Regions from separate parts of the Homo sapiens genome. Here region 1 is linked to region 2. The links are chromatin contacts, found by Hi-C or POLR2A ChIA-PET in ENCODE. All regions are on one chromosome and are shown on one strand. Each heading gives the region's core, a stretch centred on a gene start or an enhancer-like site at or near the end of the contact. The rest is flanking DNA. Distances are from core to core; before and after follow the strand shown.

Region 1 (2,700 bases), core at 138-2,637, 1.4 Mb before region 2:
CGGCGGACGCAAGGGCGGCGGGGAGCACACGGAGCACTGCAGGCGCCGGGTGAGGCGTGCGGCGGCCGGGGTCGGGACGGGGGTTCTGGGCGGGGGGTTCCTGGTGGAGGGCCCGGGCGGGCGGCGGGGTTCGGCGGCAGGTGCGGCGGGCAGCCTAGGGGGCGCGGCGCGGGGTTCTCGCCCGGCACCCCCGGGGCAGGTGGAGCTGAGCCGGCCCGCGGCCCCGCGACCTTCCCCTCGGCGCCGGGTCCCCTCAGGTCTCTCCCGAAGGAAACGCGGAGCCTGGGTGCCTGGGCGCCGTCCCTCGGCGGCTCCCGAGCGGTTGCAGTTTTTGAAAGAGTTTCTCAAAGGCTTGACGGTTGTGACTGCAGCCGCGGGGCAACGGTTGCTACACAAAGTGAAACTTGCCGAGTGCTCGGCTTCTCACGGGCTTCCTGGCAGCCCCGGGAAGTTCCTCGGCGGACCCCGAGCCCGCGCCCCCTCTCCACGGATCCCTCCCCAGCGAGTGCCCCCCCGCCCGCCCTGTGCCCCCTCTCCCCTGACCCCTCCCTGTCGGGTGCCCCGCGGGCTCGCGCTGGCTGTCCCGGGACTCCTTCCTCCTAGGTGTTCCTCCTGCCCCTCGCCCTCTCTCTCCCAGGCGCGCGCTCCCTCTCCCCGGGCCTTTCCCCGCCGGGTATCCCTGGGCCCGCGCCCCCTCTTCTCCGCCTCTCTCCGCTGGGTGCACCTCGAGTGTCCCCCAGACCCCTCCCCGCCCGGCCGGCGCTCTCTCCCCTGACCCTCCTGGCCGAGTGTTCCCCGGGGCCCGCGCCCCCTCCCCCCGATCCTCCCCACTGAGTGTTCCCCCTGCCCTCTCTCTCCCGGGCCTGCGCCCCCCACCAGCCCCTTCATGCTGGGGGTCCCCTGGGTGCGCACCCCCTCTCCTCGGACCCACCCCCAACTGGGGGGCACCTCCAGTGCCCGCCGGCTGCCCCTTGGGCGCGCGCCCCCGCTCTCGGGCGCCTCCTCGCCGGGGGCCCGGCCCGGCCCCGCCCCGCCCGTGCCCCCTCCCCATGCCCGCAGTGCTGGGCGGGGCGCTGACTCACCCGGGCCCGGGCTGGCCGGTTCTTAAGCGGCAGCGCGCTGCGGGCGCCGAGTGTCGGGCGCGGCAGGAGGACGAGGCAGGGCGGGCGGGCGCTCTAAGGGTTCTGCTCTGACTCCAGGTTGGGACAGCGTCTTCGCTGCTGCTGGATAGTCGTGTTTTCGGGGATCGAGGATACTCACCAGAAACCGAAAATGCCGAAACCAGTAAGTTGCCCAGTTTCTGGGCCGGGCGGACGGGAGAGGCTTCATTGGAGAGGGGAGGCACCTGCTCGAGGTGTTGGGGCAGTTCCTGGGGAACAGGGTTCTTCTCACACGCAGAAGACGATAGGAATAGGAGGAGGTTTTCGCCGCTCTTTGTTACTTGTTGACCCTTTTGTGGAGCGTTAGGAAAACACCATTTTGATGCTTTTCTCTGCAGTCTTTTTCTTTGTGAGCCCCCTCCCCAGTAGTTACGGTCTTTTCTAAAAACTAGAGGCCTTTTTACACTGCTTCCGTCTGTTTTTAAAGGGTATAGTAATACAACTTAGAAGTTTCTTAAAAAGTCCAAATCACAGGGAGACTCAGATGGCTTCCGACCACACACACCAGTTCTCAGAGCTCCTAAGGGTCCGAAACCACAGGCGCCCCAGATCCAACTGGGGAGATATTAAAGGGCGTTTGGGAGAGGAGACTGGCTTTCGGAAGTTGCCTTTCAGCTTCGCTTCCTACTAGGCCCATGAAGCGGTGCCCTGTACACCAGCAAACTTGCTGGCTGCAGCAGAATTTCTGTCTCTAACAGAAGGTTAGCCATGGACTTGAATTGTAGATGCAGGCAGCCGGTGGAGTTTGATAAGAGGTTCCTGGCAGGCCGGGCCGAGCACTCCTGGTCAGCTGATGAAAGGGCTGTGCCTGCGCCTCTGTCTCCTTGAATCTGATTGTGTTGAGATTGCTGGCGAGACCTGGGGGTTGTAGGCACAAGGCAGGTTCTCTGGGACTGACGCTTCTTAGAAAGTTGTATGTATTCTACCTGCTTTTAACACTGGGGAACTGGTGACTAGACATTAGGGGGAAGGTTTAACATTTTTTGAGTTTTGAATCACAATGGACAAAATATCAGGATTCATTACAAATTGGGATTACAGATACATCTGGAATTTTTTTTTGGTTTTTCAAACAAGTTGGTTCTGTAATCAATGCTTGTGTGCCTTTTGTGGGGGATGGGGGAGCGGAGTCTCTCTCTGTGGCCCAGGCTGGAGTGCAGTGGCATGATCTCGGCTCACTGCAACCTCTGCCTCTCAGGTTCAAGCGAATCTCCTGCCTCAGCCTCCCGAGTAGTTGGGATTACAGGCATGTGCCACCATGCCCAGCTGGTTTTTGTATTTTTATAGAGAGGGGGTTTCACCATGTTGGCCAGGCTGGTCTAAAACTCCTGACCTCAGGTGATCTGCCTACCTCGACCTCCCAAAATGCTAGGATTACAGGCGTGAGCCACCACACCCGGCCTTGTGTGCTTCTTCTGTTACATTTTATGTTCTCTAAGATCTTTGTTAGAGGTATTAATTTTGCTGTTAGGATAAAGAATTAATATGCCAGTAGATTCAGAAGCCAATATAATTTTTGCCTAAGTTACATCAAGATGAT
Region 2 (2,871 bases), core at 231-2,730:
TGCTGAGTCAACAAATATTCCTGAGTGCCTCCTGTGTGCCAAGCACAGTCCTAAACCCTGGGAATCCACAATGGCCAGGGACGCAGGTATGGGCTGTGATCCTGTCAATGGGAGGGTGCTACTGTGGAGCAGATGGCCCTGTACAGCACGCACCGAGCTGTCCTTGCTGCATGGCACTTGGGGCCCTGCATTGCCATGGGAACCAGCATTGCTGGCAGCTGCACTTACCCAGGGAGAGGTAAGCCAGCATCACAGCAAGCCACAGGGGCCCTCTCCAGTCCTCCCTAGAGAAGCATGAGTGCGCTCAGAGAGGCAGCTGAGGATCAGGCCAAGGTAGAAGAAATTCTCAGGCTGTGGGGCCCGCCTGCGAGATGCCTATCTTCCCATATCTCTCTCTCTCTTTTTTTTTTCTTTGAGACAGAATCTCACTCTGTCGCCCAGGCTGGAGTGCAGCGGCACCATCTCGACTCACTGCAAGCTCCGCCTCCCGGGTTCAAGTGATTTTCGTGTCTCCGCCTCCCGAGTAGCTGGGATTACAGGCACCCGCCACCATGCCCGGCTAATTTTTGTATTTTTAGTAGGGACGGGGTTTCGCCGTGTGGGCCAGGCTGATCCTGAACTCCTGGACTCAGGTGATCCACCTGCCTCAGCCTCCCAAAGTGCTGAGATTACAGGCATAAGCTATCGCGCCCAGCCCCCACCTCTCTCTACCAAGTTCAGACCTCTGGAGAGTGACCAAGGCACAGAGGCCAACCTGCCCTCAGGGGTAGAATCTCCTGGTACGTGACATTTTAACGAGAGCCTCATGGCACTACACAGAAGACTGACCTTGAAGATTTCTTTTTTTTTTTTAGCATCTCTTGCTAAATAGAACGGCATTAACTATCCAGATGCCATGGTTCAATCCAGACTCCCTAGGAAAGAAGACTCTAAGTCATCCATTTTATTTCATTTCCCGTTTTGTGTGGTTCCTGGGGAGAATGCATTGTTATGGGGGTGGCCATTGTTTTAATGGGCTTGGGCATTTTTACCACACTCAGTAGGGACTTTCTGTCCCCCAAGGGATCTGATCTCAAGGAGACAATTCTCAGAAAAGCTCTCATAAATAACAGTGAGTCAGAACCACAAAATTAAGATGTTTTTAGTTTCAGAGTAGGCACCTAAATGTACTCTACTTGGTTTATGACAAGTTAAGTATAATCTGAAACTAACACAATCTAAAATGTAATGGCACAACAGGAGAACTGAACATGTTTGTGTTTTTCTAAAAAGAAAATTAAATCTTTTTTTTTCATTGGTTCAACCCAATAAACAACCATTAAAATGTAAAAAAAAAAAAAAAAAAAAAAAGGAGAAAGAGAAAAAAACACGCTGCTTTTTAGAATGTCACAGGGTAGGTTAGATGGCTGCAAATTCTTTGCTGCTCCCAGAACTTGCATGTGACAGAAGCACAAGCCTGGGTCTTTCAAGGCTGGCTCAGCTTTGGTCTTGGTTTCTTGGAACACTGGCCCTAGAGGCTGGTTACCCAAGACCACCCTGCTGCGACGAAGCCACAGCTGGCCCGCCCTGAGCTGCTCTGGTCACAGCTACGTACGAGAGAGATTTGTGAGGGAGGCAGCCAAGGGCGGACGGCCCTGGCAGCCAGGATCAGGCAGAAGCTGCATGAAATGGCCTAACCAGACAACGCCCAGCTGAACCAAGTCAACCCACAGAACCAGGAGATAGTAGAACAAAATTTGCTTCGGGTCACTAAGTTTTGGGGTGGCTTAAAGACAATAATAGATCATTAGAATAGGCAGGAAAAGAGAAAGTGATTAATTTTCATAGATTCATTTACAAGAGGGAAAAGCAGTTAATCTGGACCAATGATAGCTTCCCATACATTCACCCTAAAATCTACTTCATAATATACAGGTGTAATTTGAAGAGCACAAGTAACCATTAAATAAGTCAATAATATTTACTGAATACCTACTATGTACACAGCTAAGAAATAGAATATCTAATCAGGAATTATCTAATTTAATAAGTCCTGGTCTGAATGAATGAGGAAACTATGAACTATAACTCTTTTTAGTCAGAGGAGAAAAGGCAAATAAATGAATTATTTCAAAGTCCTAAGATGAAAGATACTATTCAGCATATATATTTAAGAACAAGGTTATCAAAGTATGTGTATTAAAATATACATGCAAACGGAATATTTCAGGTTGTAGTCTTCTCAAGAGCAGGAAGCAATTCCATCCAACCTCTAGAAACTTCAGAACTCTAAGGTTAAAGAAGGATTTTCAACATATACATGTAGTTGTCACGATTAAATACTTAAACATGGACTGAACTTCTATTACAGCTTATGTTTTTACCTTTGCTTACTACAACTTTTAAAAGTTTCATCATTAGTGTTAATTTATTTTATTTTATTTTATTTTTTGAGACAGAATCTTGCTCTGTCACCCAGGCTGGAGTGCCGTGATGCAATCTCAGCTCACTGCAACCTCCACCTCCTGGACTCAAGTGATTCTCATGCCTCAGCCTCCTGAGTAGCTGGGACTGCAGGCATGAGCCACAATGCCTGGCTAATTTTTGTATTTTTTGTAGAGATGGGGTTTCACCACATTGGCCAGGCTGGTCTCGAACTCCTGACCTCAGGTCATCCGCCTGCCTCAGCCACCCAAAGTGCTGGGATTACAGATGTGAACCACTGTGCCGGCTGGTGTTAATTTTCAGATCTGACTAATGAAAGGTAAAGCGGGGAGACATTGGGACGAAGTGCCAGCACCATCTGCTTAGCTTGAGAATTATTTTATATCTAAGAGTATATTATCCACAATAGCCATCTTAACCTGGCAAGACCTTCTTCAGGTGGGAATA

Evidence for each region. Hi-C counts contacts between places; a loop is a spot of excess contacts on that map. ChIA-PET counts read pairs that join two places held with the same protein, here RNA polymerase II (POLR2A). Pooled maps may share reads with other maps.
Region 1: a pooled map shows a loop between it and region 2 (4-fold over the local background). The contact joins the promoter of EZR-AS1 here to the enhancer-like site in region 2. A Hi-C loop is called at or near these places in 1 of 37 single-sample maps with no recorded cell type and 2 of 50 pooled maps. POLR2A ChIA-PET finds 5 or more read pairs at or near these places in 1 of 52 experiments (GM12878).

What each region holds. Positions count from the first base shown.
Region 1 is chr6:158,816,666-158,819,365 of GRCh38, reverse strand. EZR-AS1 (EZR antisense RNA 1) reads right to left here and starts at 1,387. Exons shown (of 3, transcript NR_102425.1): 1 at 1,261-1,387. It overlaps EZR (ezrin), which reads left to right. Exons shown (of 14, transcript NM_001111077.2): 1 at 1-49; 2 at 1,200-1,284. The coding sequence starts at 1,273. RefSeq lists silencers at 1-814, 955-1,154 and enhancers at 1,365-1,414, 1,897-2,066.
Region 2 is chr6:157,463,585-157,466,455 of GRCh38, reverse strand. The region is part of intron 1 of ZDHHC14 (zDHHC palmitoyltransferase 14); the gene reads right to left. Among named protein-coding and RNA genes, the nearest start is that of MIR3692, 64 kb to the left of the region's middle. RefSeq lists enhancers at 1-274, 1,109-1,609, 1,610-2,110. Within about 2 kb of position 1,480, at least 3 of the 41 ENCODE cell types and tissues checked have a DNase peak (open chromatin) inside an H3K27ac peak, as active enhancers do; they include GM12878, where a contact is called at or near this core.